Linked DNA regions of Mus musculus: region 1 is linked to region 2. Evidence: chromatin loops called from intact Hi-C (ENCODE). Cell type or tissue: gastrocnemius. All regions are shown on one strand. Each heading gives the region's core, and the rest is flanking DNA. Links, peaks and the distances in the headings are about the cores only. Region 1 overlaps Dyrk1a (dual-specificity tyrosine-(Y)-phosphorylation regulated kinase 1a). Region 2 overlaps Dyrk1a (dual-specificity tyrosine-(Y)-phosphorylation regulated kinase 1a).

What was found. A loop is a pair of places that touch in the nucleus more often than their neighbours do. Peaks named below come from ENCODE experiments on the same cell type or tissue, not always from the same donor. Only the 100,000 strongest peaks of a DNase experiment are listed, where the experiment ranks them.
Region 1: a loop joins it to region 2, with 2.1 times the contacts of the local background. A loop is called at or near these places in 2 of 42 quality-filtered maps.

What each region holds. Positions count from the first base shown.
Region 1 is chr16:94,679,815-94,688,548 of GRCm38, reverse strand. Dyrk1a (dual-specificity tyrosine-(Y)-phosphorylation regulated kinase 1a) reads right to left here. Exons shown (of 12, transcript NM_007890.2): 10 at 3,208-3,514; 11 at 1,946-2,070. Among named protein-coding and RNA genes, the nearest start is that of Gm41504, 30 kb to the left of the region's middle. In gastrocnemius, for the core only: no CTCF peak of the experiment used is centred there; no DNase peak of the experiment used is centred there; H3K27ac peaks cover 195 bases.
Region 2 is chr16:94,620,542-94,629,275 of GRCm38, reverse strand. The region is part of intron 2 of Dyrk1a (dual-specificity tyrosine-(Y)-phosphorylation regulated kinase 1a); the gene reads right to left. Among named protein-coding and RNA genes, the nearest start is that of Dyrk1a, 55 kb to the right of the region's middle. In gastrocnemius, for the core only: no CTCF peak of the experiment used is centred there; a DNase peak (open chromatin) is centred at 4,230; H3K27ac peaks cover 1,875 bases.

The sequences.
Region 1 (8,734 bases), core at 178-8,177, 59 kb before region 2:
TAGCCTGGAGTAGCGAGGTTCAAGCATCTGCAGAGTTTCCTCAGGCTGATAAGCACTTAGTCAGGGCACAGGAAAGAGTGTGCTTTAGTGGAAGACAGGACACACATGGTTCCTGCAGTGGAAGGGCTAATTATATATACATAAAATCAGAATTCACACCTCACTAACCTGGAGACTAACATCCTGGACCTGAATCTATGACAGTAAGTAAGTGAAAATAGGACCATTGTTACAAAGCAACAGGTACAGTTAAGAGTCTTCTTACTGCTCAAACTTGCAGAATGGCATTTACAGTAAGCCCAACACAACCCAGAGGTCAGTGTAGTCAGAGGTAAGTAGGAAGGAATGCTTTAAAAATGGTGACTGTAATGACTGGCAGTAAGGGGTGAGACCAAGCAGAAAGCATGTGAGGTCATCTCAAGGCATGGTGGACAGGAACACTGCCCCCCAAAAGACAGTTAAGGGAGGGGGAACAAAGAAATGGAGAACCAGACACATGCTGCCAAAGAAACCAGAGGTAATTCAGTGTATGTGGATTAAGTCAACCCTGCCAAATACTACCAGGCAACGACAAAGGAAAACAGGGGAGTCCTCTGGACTATCAGTGAGGACTGTGGCTGACACAGGGCCTGCAACTGGGACCAGGAGTTAGGTGCACTGAGCTGCTGGGCTGCTGAAGACAAGTGTGAAACTCTAGGAATGACAGTGTGGTGAGGGAGAGTTACCACAGGCTAGAACGATCAAAGACTCAGTGCTGTTCAACAGAAGGAGCCAGAGCCCATGAAGACAGGAGACATGGGCCTGGCCTTCAACAAGAAGCCCAGTGAAAGCAGAGAGAGGCGAGCTGTGAGAAAGCCCGTCTACAGCAGTGCAGTCTGAAGATTGCACACAGAAGAGAGAGTCACAGGCCTCTGCCTACGAGTGGACAAGTTGGAAGTAATTCACAGACAATAGGAAGGAGAAGGGGTCCTCTGAGGATGGCCGCCTGAGACTGGTGAATACTAACAGTGAGGACAGAACAATGTGACAATTTCTCCAGCAAAACCAAGTGGCCCAGTCACAATTAAGGAATGAGCACCAATCTAGCTCAGGTTTTCCTTACTCTATCAAATAACCGATTGGCACGCTCAGAGCCAAAATGTAGCCCACAACGCAGAGGAAATGTCTCACTGAGGTCTTATGGTTTTGTCTAAACAGTAAACACCTTCCTCCTGTGCTTGAATACTTGGTCCCCAGCTGGCAGCCAGGGGCAGGGGTGAAGGCCCTACTGCAGGAGGCTGGCTTATAGAGTAGGCCTTGAGGCTCTATAGCTCAGCACAGCCCCACCCATTTCCTGTTTCTTAAATGCAGAGGCCTCCTGACCCTACCACTCTGCTTTTCCCTGCCTGCCATCCCATCTTCCCTGACACAAGGTATCATTTCCTTTTGAACTGTGAGCCAGAGTATACCCTGTCATCCTTACACTGCTTCTGTCTGGGTATTACCACAGCAATGAAATATAGCTAGGATGGCATCTCCACATTTCTATCCTACCACATGTTCTACACTAACTTTAAAAATTACTTTAATATTACAAGTTTAAAAATCCAACACAAACTGATTCAGAATCAGGGTGGGAATGCTGGAGGCCACAAGAAGTAACGTAGGGCCCAGACTGCACAGCTCACAGAGAATTAGTGCATCTAGAGGTCTCGGCACCCACTGAGAGGCAGGGAGGAAACTGCTGTGGCAAATGAAAAATAAACCTGGAGTAGATGGCTAGAAAGACGGTGGTGTGTGTACCCAACACATGCTCTCATTTCTAACAAGGAGTGGAGTTTTTATTTCCTAAGCAGTGAGGATACCACACACCTTTAGAAAAGAGGACACAGACATGGTCGTCCTGACTGGCATCCAACAAAGCTAAAGCTAGCAAGGCCATGGCAGGAGCACTAGGAACACTCACCTGGGGACTGTGTGTCTCACAGTCCATGGCCTGGACAGCAGCAGCGAAGTGTCCACCGCTGTGTCGATGCTGGTGCGTCGGATCCGACCTGGCTCTCCCACTGTTACTCGTTCCCGAGGATCCACCTTTAATATCAGGACATGGAAAAACTTGTGAGTTTAAAGCTAATTTTGCTCGAGTTAGAACTCTAAGACTGCATTGTACCCACTCAAGCATGGGGTAGAGAGAGTACGCAGTAAGAGCAGGAGCAGAGCTAGGACTGTGTGTGCATCTCCAGCCTCTGTATAAAATCCTGGGCTGACTGAACCCCGGGACTTGGGTGAGGGAGTGCCAATCCCAAGACCTCACTAGCCAGGCAGGCAGCCTGGATACAACAGCAGGCCTCTGGGGCACTGGGACTCTTATTTCCAAGTAATAAGGAAGACAGTGAGGGAAGACACAGTGTCAAGACCCACATGTGACCTTAGGTGCACACATATGCACGGTTAGGTATATGCACTACTTAACACATATACAGACACATAAAACTTTCAAGCTATGGTATTAACTTGAAATATACCACAAAGTAATTGGAGTCTTAGATGTCTTCCCACATCAACTGCTAATACAGCCAGGTTCTCCTCAGTCAAGTAAAAACTTAAGGACGTGGAAAAATAACTCCATTTAAAACCATTTAAATTTTTGGCTATAAGTAGCTTTGTTTCTAACTGTCAGGCAGACAATTATAACGAACACATCTGACAATTAAATTTGCTACTAACCATACAGGTGGGGAGGTGTGTTTGAGGGTACTGAATTCAGAGCCACACACACTAAGAACATATTGAAGTAAAATAATCCCTTGCTACCCATTTACAAAATTCAAAAAATTAGTTTATAATAAACACTCTGGGGTGGGCAGTGGGGTGGGGGGGGAGGGTATGGGGGACTTTTGGGATAGCATTGGAAATGTAAATGAGGAAAATACCTAATTAAAAAAAAAATATATATATATATATATATAAATACTCTGAAAGAATTCCACATTGGAGTTGGGCAGTGGGAACATGTGTCTTAAATCCCAGCACTCTGAAGGCAGAGGCAGGAGGCGATCTCTGAGTTTGAGGCCAGACTAGCATACCAAGGGGGCGTCCAGGATAGCCAGGGCTACACAGAGAAAACCTGCCTCAAAAAACCAAAAAGGAGGGGGAAAAAGCCTCCCACCCGAGTAAGCAGAGAGAAAGCATGCACAAGCGAGCGGGCCGCGCTGCGCCGTGGCGGACCTGAGCTGGAGGAGGTGCTGGAGGTGGTGCCTGAAGACTGAGACTGCTCCATCGCAGGGCTGGTAGACACACTGTTACTTGTGTTGGTACCTTCATCAGCTGTTTTCTTGAAAAAACTGTGCTGCAGGGCATAATAAGGTTGAATCCGAGTTTTGGGGTCATAATCAAGCATCCTTAAAATGAGGTCTTTGAACTTCAAGTAGTCAGCTACAGTATGACCCGATTCCCCAGCACGCCGCCCGCCAGGTCCTCCTGTTTCTACTCCAAGAATATTATGAAGTTTACGGGTTCCTGGTGGTTTGTACTCCTATTAAAGAAGAGAGAACAGAAATTGTCTCAAAGTTTGGTAGGAGAGGTAACATGATTTACTCCAAATGTACAAGGCTTTGTGAAGAAAGACAGTTATTAAAATAGCTAGACCCCACCCCCACCCCACCTCACTCTGCACATAACACTTAAGCATGTGTTTAAGAAGTCCAATACAGTTTTGGGAGAGAAAAAAAGTACTCTGAAGATCAGTAGAGCTCAGCAGCAAGCAGACACTGGCCCAGCCTGAAGCTGGGTTGGTACAGTTTCACCCAGGAACACATTTCTTATTTTCAAGGTTGTGAAACAAGCAAGCAAGTAAACAAAGAGTGTGACACAGAAAATCCACAAATATAAAACAATTACTATGACAGCTTCTACAGAGCAGAGCAGAATGGATTCTGACCTGCCTCTCTCTGTAAGTAATGTCTGTTTTGAGATAGGTAGGGTCTTACTGCGTAGTCTTGGCTGACTTGCAACTCACTACACATAGAACAGGCTGGCTTCAAGCTCACAAAGCTCTGCCTGCCTCTGCCTGCCGAGTGCGACAACTGGGATTAAAGGTGTGCACCACAATGCCAGGCTTGCACTGGAGAATATGCTGCACTGCCTACCTAACAGTGGCTCATTAAAGCTATGTATGCACTCAAAGTAAAGGGATCGGTTCACTTACAAAATGGTTCGTCAGCTGCTTAACCACAGGATGGGACTGATAGATACTCATTAGTAACCAGGAACAATGTTGTCTTTCTACAAGTCTCCACAGCAGTACTGGAGTTTTGGTGACAGTTGTTTAAAGTCCGGAAGTAGGACAAATCACAGCTGTGCATATTCAGCAAGTGGTCTTCCACTGACCACATCCCCAGCCCCAAACAACTACTAGCAGATTAGAAGGGCCCTGTAAGGGGAGGAGGGGCCACCATGCTAGACCCAAGCAAGGATAATTCAGCCTAGTTCTGACCACATAGTAATAGCCACACAAAGGCAGCAAAAGAGTTAAAGGAAAATGTCCGGGTGCTGTGGGTGGCAATGTGTAGAGCTCTAGAGCCTCCTTCGGTCATGAACAAACAATGCTTGAAGGGGCCTCCTCAGATGGTAAAACTCCTGAGGCAAACACTAAACGCCCAGAATCAGACCGTCCTGGCCTGATAGTACGAGAAGCTTTTCACCTGCTTCTCATGGAAAATGACACAGCTCACCCATTCTCAAGTACAGAAAGATCGACCGCTTTTATATATAATTACAGAAAAAATAACGGTGTCTGTAACTTAGCAGGGGAAAATGAGTTATCAATCCATACTAATAAATGGCCCAGGCAGTGGAACTGGCAGGCAAGTATTTTTAAACTAATAAATAAATGTGTAAGTTATATAGTTTAATAATAAAAGGTAGGGAACACATGTGAATAGATGGAACTTCAGAAAAGGGGAAACTGTAAAAAATAAGGACAAATACAAATTCTTAAACTAAAATACTAAGTGGAGAACCTGCGCTCCATCTGTGTATTGTGAACAAGCTCTAGTGACATCTTTTTCCTTTCTTTAGACAGCATCTCTCACTGGCCTGGAACTCAAAGAGTAGGTCAGAGGGTGTCAGTAAGCCCCAGGCTGTCTCCCATCTCCCCTACCCAGCACTGGAAAGACAAACACACAACATCCCATTTAGGTGGATCTTTAAGGACTGGCCTATGGTTTTGTTGTCAAAAGTTGAAGCACGTAACTGACACGCACCTCTCTAGTCTGCTGAATACTTCTAACAGCAGAACAGATCTAGAATGTTGGGAAGCCAGATTAACCAACAAAACACTGACCAAAAACACAGAGCAAAAAGAAGTATACAAATTCAAGACATAAAGGCAAGGCAGGTGCTACTGCACTCCCCACTGACGCTCTGAGGACCTCGGGGCAATACTGAGCACGGCAGAACCATGCATGCAACTGGAGAACGAGAAGACTGGACAGAGTAAGTATTGATAACAGTTGAGGACCTACAAATACATCAGTTCACAAATCCAAGAATTTCAATCACCTCTGCGAACACAAAAGAAAAATTAAACAAAAAGCATAGGTACATTATAACCAAGTATGAAGATAAACTGTTTAAGCACCCTGAAAGGGAAGGAAAACCACACCACAGGTGAGAACTGCTAAGAAGAAACCCTGACTCTCCTTACAGTGCAGCTGAGAAGGAACCACAGGAGAGAGTTTAAGACAGACAGCGACTAGTGCTCTCCTCAGGCAGGAGATGCTCCAATCATAAGCTCATGGTGTACACTGAGAAAGAAGGAGCTGGGCTCATCTATGGTGAGCATAGATGTCGGATGGCCAGGACCCCGCACTCAGTGCGCCTACAGCACTTTCCTTTCCTTGAGGTAAACAGTTGACGTGTTCTGAGGATTCTAACACATGCAGAAGTGATGTTTACATACAAGCACTTAAGAGACAGAAGGGAGTTACAACATACAAGTGATATGACAGTATCTAAGGGTAACCTGACATAAAAATGCATATTGTCAAACAACACTAAACATTATACCACAACTGAGAAGTAAGCTGAAGAAACAAGTCTCCGGAGTACTCAACAGCTCTATACACAGCAACAAAGAGAAACAGACAAACTAAACAAACAAAAAACAGAAGACAAACCTCAAACCCACTGCTATGAATAAATATTCACTGTAAAGGAAAAGCAGATTTTAAAACATGCCCTACCTATACACTGCATACAAGCCACACTTAAAAAGAAGAGACACAACACACACACACACAGCCTGCCATGGCACAGCACTAATACATTATAGGACATTTCATGACAAGGGTCAACTTATCAGAAATCACAACAAAATTACTAACAAAGCTTTAAAAACCACGACACAACTAAAGATAACCCGACATAACTACTAGGGTTTGTAATGGTTTCAAAGTGATTGGACCATGCGTTGAATACGTGGTCCCTAGCTATTGGCTCAGCCTGGGGAGGCTAAAGAGCCTTTAGGAGGCAGGGCCAAGATGGAAGCAACTCACTGGAGGGATAGATAGTTCTATGCCTACCTCTGCTTCCTGGTTAATAAATACATGAGCAAGCAGCCTCACACTCTGGCAAGCAGTGAACCACATCTACCTGAAGAACTGAGGTAGTGCTCCTGACTGTGAGCTGAAGAAAAGCTCTTCCCTACTAAGTCGCTTCTTGTCCAGGCTTCAGTGACAAGAAAAGCAACTAGTACACTACTGAAGGTCAAAATGCCCCTCAGATACTGACAGAAACAAAGAGAAAAAGACACACAGCCATACACAGCCACACAGACAGACAGACAGACACACACATCTCTAGAACACGACAATAAAGTTCCATTGTTATCAGACACACATCAAAGAATCACCAAGCGGATCGCATTCTAGACTATAAAAGCACACTCTACACATTTTAAATGAATGACATCACACTTAGAAAACAGTGCTATTTAGCTAGAGATGAATTAGGATATGTAGAAAATTCTCAAATATTTTGAAATAATGAAACAAGACTCAAGATAATTGTTAAAGGAAAAAAAAAACCAAAACCATAAGCTACAATGAGGAACACTTCAGAATACCACTCTTAACAGACCAGCAAGTTTAACTCAGTGCTATATAAAATGGCAGGGCCAAGTGTGCTTCATCACAGGTTATGGTAAATATGCCAAAAATCTCTATATAACAAGGGGTGAGGGCCACATGACCATCATCTCTGAAGATGCAGGAAAGGCTTGTGGCAAGGCATGTATCACTGCAAGTTCTAGCAGGACTTGATACTCGAGTAGAGGTGAAAGACCTAGAATGTGCGCCACTAACACTTGCTGCTAGATTGCAGACAGAGCAGTGGGAGTCCAAGCTTGCAAACACAGAAGGTGAGCTAGTTCAATAAACAAGCATGAGATCAGACCTACAGAGAAAGGCAACTGCCAACAAGCAAAGGTCAGCCCCACCCACCACATTATCCCAAGCTCAAGAATGAATGCAACGTGATCTGCTCAGGAGAAAACAAATCCTTACATACTTGGGAATTAAAGGCGGGGAGAGGGGGAAGCCCCACAGGTTTGACTGTCTAATATTAATGATATCTTACTAACATTACAAGTTCCCTGGCACCCAGAGACCATGATTTCCTGAACAGGAAAAAGTACTGACAAGTAGCAGCCAGCATTAAGTAAGGCACCTCTCAAAACATCAGAAACACTGAAAAAGCTCTTTTCCAATGATGATAAACACACATAGGACCTGGCAATTCTCAGACAATGCCACTAGAAAAAAAAAAGACCTGCGGTATTCTTTCTAGCCTTAATCAATTAGTCCCTAATTAGATATAGACAAAAAAGTTCACTGACAGATAATAAATTACAGCATACTCAATGAAATACCATGAAGCAATAAAATAAATTAAGTCCTGGGATACAAAACAATATAAAATCTCCCAAATACTGTTTTTAAATAAAGGTGATACTTAGTCTTCACTGTCAGCTAGAGAGGACCTGCACTGGTTCCCTGAGGTGGAAGCACCGAGTGTGGGTGGGCAGCACTGTCACCCAAGGAAGGACAAGGAGCAGACAGCAGCAGCCCGTCTCTGCTTCCTGACTGCAAGGACAAGGGACAGCCAGTTCTTGGTCCTCCTGTACCTATACACTGCAAACGCAGCTGAGACCCTTCTCCTCTGCCAGCTGCTCTTGTCAGGTGTCTTGTGGCACCCATGAAAATGGTAACCCCAGAGATTATCATTTTTATGAAGTGCAGCTGGTGATCACATCCACTTGCGGTAGAAAGCAGACAAACAGAACAGAGTCAGAAAGGAAGGCCGAGAGAGCTTGGTGGAAATGCTCTGTATCTTGTGTTAGACATTGGATGCAAAGTGAACACATATGTCTGAGTGCGTGGTCAAGTGGTAGAAATGCTTGAGTGGATTTAGCAGGACTGGTCTTGCTGGACAAAGTATGTTATTGGGGCCAGGCTTCAAGGTTAAAGCCACATGCCATTTCCAGTTGTGATCTACCCGAGTCCCCCCAGCTCCCCACCCCTGCTCTCTGCTCCAGCTACCATTGTCTGCCATCTACTGCCACTCTGCCCCAGCCATTACTGGCAACATTCCTCTGAACCTTAAAGCCAAACTAACATCCCTTTTATAAGCTGCTCTGGTCATGCTGTTTTTATCACACAACAACAACAACAAAACTAATACATATTTCATTAAA
Region 2 (8,734 bases), core at 64-8,063:
TCCTTACCACATGAGCAGCACTAGGATTTCTAGGAAAGGAAATACTAAGGTTTGCTAAGTAGACAATTAATCATTAACTTTTAAAAAGCCAGCACTTTCAGTCAGGTTCCTCCACTGTAGGAAGAACTAGATTAGAACAACCAGGCGGTAATTTCTCAACTACTGCAAACATGTTCAACAAGCAGAAGCAACAGCTCTCCTTTCACACACAAGACACTTGACTTGGAAGCATGGCATTGCTGTCCACTCTCCTACGAGCTCCAGAGATATGTCATGCTCCACTCCAATAAACAGTCAACTTTACAGTTTTGAAAATATCTACTTAGAAAAAAATAGTCAAAAACTGTAAGTGACTATGTTGACCGGTTTTAATACCTCCCTCTTTATAGTAGCTGCTAGCTGCAGCAGTGCATGCTGGTCATCTTTATAGTAGCTGCTAGCTGCAGCAGTGCATGCTGGGAATCTTTATAGTAGCTGCTAGCTACAGCAGTGCATGCTGGGCATCTTTTACAAAAGGCTTGTGTTCTCCAGCCTTAGAGCTGCCCTGACCCTACTCCTACTTCTTAAAAGGCTAACAGATCCACTTGTTAACTGCATCCATCCACACTGCAGACAGGAAGCTACAAATACCGGACTGTCTTACTCTCGGGGGTCTGATCCATGTTTAGGAGTGTTCTCTTCCAAATTCACCATTATACAGTAAATGTACTTTTTCTCAGTCGGGTATTAAGGAAATTGAACATCAGACCAGAAGTTTTTATTTAGCTTAAAGTTAACGAAATTAATAATATGCTTTAAAAACAAAAGACTTAAAAACTGGTTTTATGGTTTAAAAAATACTTCTGAACTATACTTATTCAACAGCATCCTCATTTTTAAGTACTCTAATGTACCCAAATACATTAAGTGACTGCCTGTTAGTCACTGTTCATCTGAGAAGAATTGAAACTTTTTGTATTGGTTGCTGATGGGGGCTTGTTTGCTTGTACTGGAAATATAGTTTCATTTGTGATCTCGACCAACCTGAAATTCACGGTGGCCTCACACTCACAGAAATCCACCTATCCATTCCCAGACTGAACAAATTAAAAGAGGAAGTTTACCCTATTTCGTTTTTCCGAACAGTATGATATTTTACTTCTGAGAAACCTGGGGTGGGCACCTAAAAGAACACATGCTCTGTCATTCTCTAGGCAGCTGAAGCCTCAGAAGCAAGAAGAGAGAGCCCTTGAGTCTATGCAGGGAGGAAACAAGACAGAAGACAACGTGCAAAGAGATCCCAATTCAAACGTCAGAGACAGGGCTGAAGACAGGTGGAGCTCCCAGAGTGGCTTTCCCTGGGGCAACTTGACGTGGCATCCTCTGGCTGCTCACAGCAGGCAGTGTGGCCTGAGGCTAGGCTCGCCATCTACTTCCCAGCACAGCCAGAGCTTCTCTGAGGGCAGGAAGAACCAGCCCAGACAGTGGAGCCCTGAGAACTAGAGGAGCCAAAGGACATCGAAAACTTAGTTCTGTAAGTTTGGGGGAAAAGACAACCCTAAGGAAAAAAATCTAGAAAAATCTAAGCATACTTGTTTACATCTTAAACAAAACAAAACACCCAACAGAATAGTAATAATCACAAGCAAGGATCAATTAAAATGGTGTAGTGACCTGTCAGTGAGCAAACTATTTCTAAGAGCTTTCTACAAGTCTAAGAGCAAAACCATCTCCATGGAAACACTAGAGCCAAAGCCACAATCAGCACAAGTGGCAGTGCGGCCATGAAGCAGCACAGAGGGACCACCCCACCCCACCTACTCTGTGCATGTGCACAAGTCTGTGTGTATCCAACAGCCCCACCATGCTGTCTGGGTAGAGAGGAGAACTGGAAAGGCAGGGACTCCTTCATCACTCTTAAGAAAGCATCTATGGCACCAAGCAGCATACAAAGAAGGCCTCACACCAGGCCAAGCCTGAGAAGAGCCATGACTATGGACACTACATAGCATGATTAAGGACTGGGCAGGACTGGCCTTACTCCTCCGAAGGGCCTCCTCAAGCTGGCAATTTAATAAAGTATTTTTCTTCCCAAAGCTTCAATTCACCCTCACTACATTCATCCACAGACAGCCAATGGACACCTGTCTTCTTCCTCTCCTTTGGAAGAAATGCACAAGAGGCAGACAGTAAGCTCTGGCTCCTGACTGGGCCATGAGGGTTCAAAGTGTTTATCACTAAAACACTATAAAACAAAGGCAAAGGCACACATGACCAAGAACACTTACTCTGCATCTAAGATTAAAGAGCAGCAAACACACTATGCGATGGGTGACTATGTCCCACACAAAGGAATCTGTTAGAGACATTATTGCCTGCCACAAAACTCTTTCAACCCCAGGGCTAACATGTTCTTTGTGGCCATAACAAATACAGTGAGTGAGGAGGCAAACCTTCCCTTTCACTGACCTTATAAGTTATTTTAAATAGTAGGCTCTAGTCATCAGGTTTTTAAAGACAAAACAACGAGCTGTAGCTATAACTTTGAAAATGGCTACAAGTTTATATACCTGTGCCACAGCATACACATCTGGTGGGCTAGGCACTGCAAATGAGTTTGGTTGCTCTTATCTTGGGGAGGAAGACTGTCTAAAAATCCATGAGTCAGAAACGAATTGTATAGAATGTTAATTAACTAAAAACTTTAAGCTGAGCCCTAGTAGAGCATGGCAAGAAGGGACGGTATAAGAGAGAGTTACTCTGTCTTCCTGGCAGACTGTCAGTAGTTTTCTGAATATAAAAACACAGCAATAAACCATCACTGTATCTAAGAAATCATGTAAGTAATCAAGAAAGAACTTTAAAGTTAAAGAAATTAAAGGAGTTACTCCTAAAAATGTGAACAAGAAAAAGAAAAACAAATTCCCTTTTGTCTCTATCTCCAAAGGGCACTAAACCTTGGAGGTTTCTAAGCAGGCATAGAAATGACGACCTTAAAGCATATCAAAAAGGGAAACGAGGGGGCTGGTGAGATGGCTCAGTGGGTAAGAGCACCCGACTGCTCTTCCGAAGGTCAAGTTCAAATCCCAGCAAAAAAGGAGTTCAAATCCCAGCAACCACATGGTGGCTCACAACCATCCGTAACAAAATCTGACTCCCTCTTCTGGAGTGTCTGAAGACAGCAACAGTGTACTTACATATAATAAATAAATTAATTATTAAAAAAAAACAAAAAAAAAACAAAAAACAAAAAACAAAAAAAAAAAAAGGGAAACGAAAGCCTGAATTTAGCACACGGGCTGAGCATGGCCTAAGTGACCATGATTGTAGGATGTGAGCACTGGTTACAACTAACACGTTACAGGCACAACACCAACTTAACTGCTCGTAGCTTTCCATGCAGTGCCAGCACTGATGAAGTACTGAGCAAACCCCTCCGTCCATCCAACTTCCAACCCAATCAAAAAGAGGACAGGAAGGTCTATCAGCAACTGCTTACGTACACGTGTGGAAGTCACAGAGTGCCTGGAGTGGTACCAGCAGTGAAGGACAAATCCTAAGTGAGGAAAGTGAAAGGGGGTGGGTGCACAGGAAGACAATACTGAGTCCTCCCTGGATTCAGTCATGTGTCTCAGCCTCCTGTCTTGAATTAGGCCCCACCAATGAATGGTGCACATTCTCCTAGGTAGCCTGTCACTAACTGGGGTGTCCTGCCTCTATGGCATCAACTGTGGGGTCTCAGCAGTGACCCTGGGTCAGACTTCATGGTGACACTCTCAGAACACAACTGGAAAACAGCCCTGGACACAGCTGCTGTCTGACTTCACAGCAAGGCAACACTCAACCATTTATTATGTTTATTTTGCATATAAAACTGCACTTTGGGTAGGATATGTGCCTTAGTTAGGTTTCCACCGTGAAAAGACACCACTTATAAAGGACAACACTTAATTGGGTTCAGAGGTTCAGTCCATTATCATCATAGCAGGAAACATGGCACCATCCAGGCAGGCATGGCTCTGTAGGAGGAGCTGAGAGTTCTACATCTTGTTTGGAGACAAACAGAAGTCTATCTCACCGATAGCTATGAGGGTTTCCAAGCCCACTCCCATAGTGACACACTTCCTCCCAATAAGGCCACACCTCCTAACCGTGCCAACTCCCTAGGCCAAGCATATTCAAACCACCAGCATATGGCAGGGGGAATCACTCCCACACTCAGTGTTAGTGCCTTGAAAGGAGTGAGGACCACGGGGAACCTGCTCACTCATAAGCCAGCAGCTTACGCTGGCTAGGATCCAGAGCTGAGGACCTAGCCAGTCATCTACAGGAGGTTTTCTCATGAGCTCATTTGGCTTCCTCTCAACATTAAGCCCAGATTTCAAGGCTGAACATTAAGAGAGACAGAGAGATTAATATTCAGAGACAAAAAGAGAACCAGGCAGCAGTGGCATTGCTTAGTATGTCCATTAGAAAAGTTACTAGGGGCTGGAGAGATGGCTCAGCAGTTAAGAGCACCAACTGCTCTACCAGAGGTCCTGAGTTCAATTCCCAGCAACTACAAGATGGCTCACAACCATCTGTAATGGGATCTGATGCCCGCTTCTGGTGTGTTTGAAAACAACTAGAGTGTACTCATATAAGTAAAAATAAATAAACATTTTTAAAGGGGGGGGGGGGTGGCTGGCTCAGAGGTTAAGAGCACTGACTGCTTTTCTGAAAGACCTAAGTTCAAATCCCAGCAACTACATGGTGACTCACAACCATCTGTAAAACGAGATGACGCCCTCTTCTGGAGTGTCTCAAGACAGCTACAATGTACTTACACATAAGAAATAAATAAATCTTTAACACCACCCCCCCCCCCCCCCGCCAAAAGGTTATTAAAACTGACCACACAGCCGGGTGTTGGGAGGCAGGTGGATTTCTGAGTTCGAGGCCAGCCTGGTCTACAGAGTGAGTTCCAGGACAGCCAGGGATACACAGAGAAACCCTGTCTCAGAAAAACAAAAAACAAAAACAAAACAAAACAAAACAAAATAACCACCTGACCACACTACAAGGAGGGAATTACTCCACTTTTAATTATCAGCCATGTTTTAAAATTACTATATGTGGCACATCTGTTTTAAAAGAAAAATTTACAATAAATTCCTTGTAGATGATTTGTAATTTGTAGAATTGTGTCTTAGGTTTCTAGTCCTGTGATACGTGACCAAAAGCAATCTGAATAAGAAGACGTTTGCTTGGCTTACAGATCTCATCATCCAAACAAATAATAGTTCTTGATATACAGAAAAGTTAACACAAGAACCTGGAGGCAGGAGCTAAAGCAGAGACCACGGAGGAACTCTGCTTGCTGGCTTGCTTAAAATGCTATCTTCTACAACAGCACGCCCACAGTGGGCTGGAGCTCACACCTCAGCCATCAATCAAGACAATGCCCTACAGACTTGCCTATAAGCCAATCTGATGATGGCATTTTCTCAATGAAGGTTCATCTTCCCAGATAACTCTACTGTATGCCCAGCTGACAAAAACCAATCAGGCCAAAATGATAATAAAACTACTAGTCTCTCTAACACCGAGCCACTGGGAACATGGATCTCTACACTTTCCTTGAAGTCTAGGTAAAAGACAGGGTAAATCTTTGACAAAAGTGAAATCTTCCATTTTATCTTTTAAGGGATTATCGACATCAGGTTTCTTGGTATGGGTTTTCTGTTTTATTTGTTGAATTAAAATTTAAAACATTTTAAACAATAGTCAAATCTATAATATTTTCTAAAAACATAAAGCATAAACGCAAAATTATTTTCAGAAACAAGCATATTATTTCAATTCAGTCAAGCATTTAAATCACTGTTAATAATGCAAACTCTGATTTGACTATTTAAGAAAACATGTTCCTGTTTCAAACAGTGATTATTTCTACGAACAAAAGCCAAACTGAGGCCGGGCGATGGTGGCGCACGCCTTTAATCCAAGCGCTCAGGAGGCAGAGGCAGGCGAATTTCTGAGTTCGAGGCCAGCCTGGTCTACAGAGTGAGTTCCAGGACAGCCAGGGATACACAGAGAAACCCTGTCTCGAAGAAAACAAAAAAACAAAAACAAAACAAAACAAAAAACAAAAAGCCAAACTGGCAAGCTACTGTACCTTATCACATCAAAAAATAGTTATAAAGCCTCAGGGATTCCCTCTGCCCCCAACCCACCCCAAAAAGTTTACTGTATAGCCCTGGCTGTCTTGGAACTCACAGAGATCTACCTACCTCTGCCTCCCAAGTGTTGGGATTAAAGGCATACTCCAGCACTGGCCAGCTGCTTAGAGATCTCTTTACATGAGAAAATATATTAGGGAAAATAAAATGTCATCACCATCAACAGATTGCTAATGGTTTTATTCTAATTTGTTCAACAGACCTGTAAACCTGTTATGTTCAGCTGTTATTGCGGGACCTTATCCATTCCAGGAAAAAGAAAGAAAGAGCATAAAGCTCCCAGGCAGTGTGGCGCCATGAAAACAACCGGCAGGTAAATACCCAGGGGAACAAGTAACCCAGCATGCGGTCAGAAGCAGGTCAGCCCAGCCTGTGTGCCAGCGTGAGACCTGGTGTGAGCTAACAAGAGAAAATAGGCTACTACATAAATAATAAACAAATAATAGTTCTTGATATACAGTAATGGTTCAATGCATATAGAGCAAGTGATAACACAGCCACCAAACAGTAAGACCATACACTCTGTATGTGAGGGGCATGGGTGAACTCTTTATATCCAAGTCCAGCCTGAACTGAAATGGTTCTTAATGGAACACATCCAACTGGTGTAGCGTGATTACAGGTGCACCAGGACATAAGAACTTATGAGATCAGCAAGTGTACAAGTCACAAATGTTACTTTTATGCTCATACAATGTATTCCAGATGATAAGTTTAAAGTAAAACAGCAACAAGCAGCAGCTTCCCCTCAAGAAGATAAGGAATTTACAGTCACAAAGATGGTTCACTTTATGAAGCCAGGCATAGCATCAAGTATTTATTTTAAGTATATGTCAACTAAAAATTCTCATAACTCAAAATATCTTTGTTTTATTCATTCCAAAATGAATGCCAAAAAAGCAGTTCAAGTGCATTGGCATTCAAAACAACATGCTAACTTTTCAGCTTTGTTCCAAAAAGTCTTCACCCAGTCATTTTTTTGCCTTATAAACCCTCAATTAATAAATCGGCATTCCAATCCCAAGCCACAGGTACGGGCACAAGCACAGAGCTCGGGCTGAGGGAGCAGAGCTTCAGTGCCTGCCGAGTACACAGCAGTCCATGCAAACTTCACTGCTAATGTGACAGCTACAGTTTATCAAAAACTCCCAGTTACGTACATGACATGATTTTGAACTGGAAACATGAAGAATAAAATGTAGAGCACTATATGTAATTTGACAAGATCTATCAGTTTCTCATACAAACAAGAAATTTAAGGTGACTCAGACAAGGATACTATTTGGTAGGATGGAACTGGGGGGATGGTGATTAAAGAGTATCTTTTGTGGGGCTATGGGGGGGGAGAAATTTAAGAAACTGCTAGCCCCATATGTGAATAGGTAGCACAGGGCCTACTGGGAGGGGCCATAAAAACCATTAATTAATACAGGGCCCTCCCTCCCTAGGTGGTGCTCTCAGGGACTGTGCACTGCTGAGCCTGGGTCACTGTTACATTATTCTGTCAGTGTCAACTTTCGCACTCTGGTTTCCATGGCTATCACTGCATGGTTTTACTATTCCTACACCGAATCCTGTCTATTTCTTTTGTTTCTTATGTGTCTGAGGGACACATATGGCCTAAGAATTCCCCACAGAAAAACAATAAAAACCTGCCCCACCTGCATCTAAATTGAAGTGACACTCTTTTACTCCTTGTCAATAACTACATGGCAGTCAAGACTTTATTTCTTCTCTCTGAACAAACTCCCCATCCTGTTCCTCTCTACAGCAGAGAATGGAAGCCTGTGCTGTAATATCCGAAATGAATTCAAGACCACCCAGTACATTCCCCCTTCGAAAAGGACTTTCCAAACTGTACTAGCAGGCCAAGTGCAGGGCCAGATAAGGAAGCTGGCTGACTAAACAAATGTAAAAACATAGTTTTAGCAGTCAAAATGATTAAACCTGCAGCTACCAAAATAATATTAGCTATTCTCAAAGAAATAACCATAACAAGATTAGCAATTCTCCTGCCCCCCACCCCACACTGAATTCTGACAAAGACCTTGTTGCGAGAATCCCCGACATCCCCCTGACGTTAATAGCTGTGACGTTAATAGCTGTGACGTTAATAGCTGTGACGTTAATAGCTGTGACGTTAATAGCTGATTCATAAGTTCAAAATGTACTATTACTTTGCTGACCAAATCATAATAACCCACGTTGGGGGCAAGCAAAGTGAGGGACTAGGCCAAAGGGTTACTGAGTCACTATACAAACCAACCAATGCCTGAAAGGGTTACTTGCTACACCAATGAGAACCTTGTTGCTCAAATCTGCCCCTTACAAAGGTATAAAAAGTGTGTTCTTTCTCTGTTTTGGGTCTCTCCTCTGGCCTGTGTGATGAAAGAGGAGTCCCCAACATGTTGGATCAATAAAAATCCTCATGCATTTTGCAGCAATGGCGGCGGTCTCTGTGATCCTGTGAGTAAGGGTCTTTTGATAAACTCCAACAGTGCCTCATTCTGGACTGTTTCCTTTTGTGCACTGAA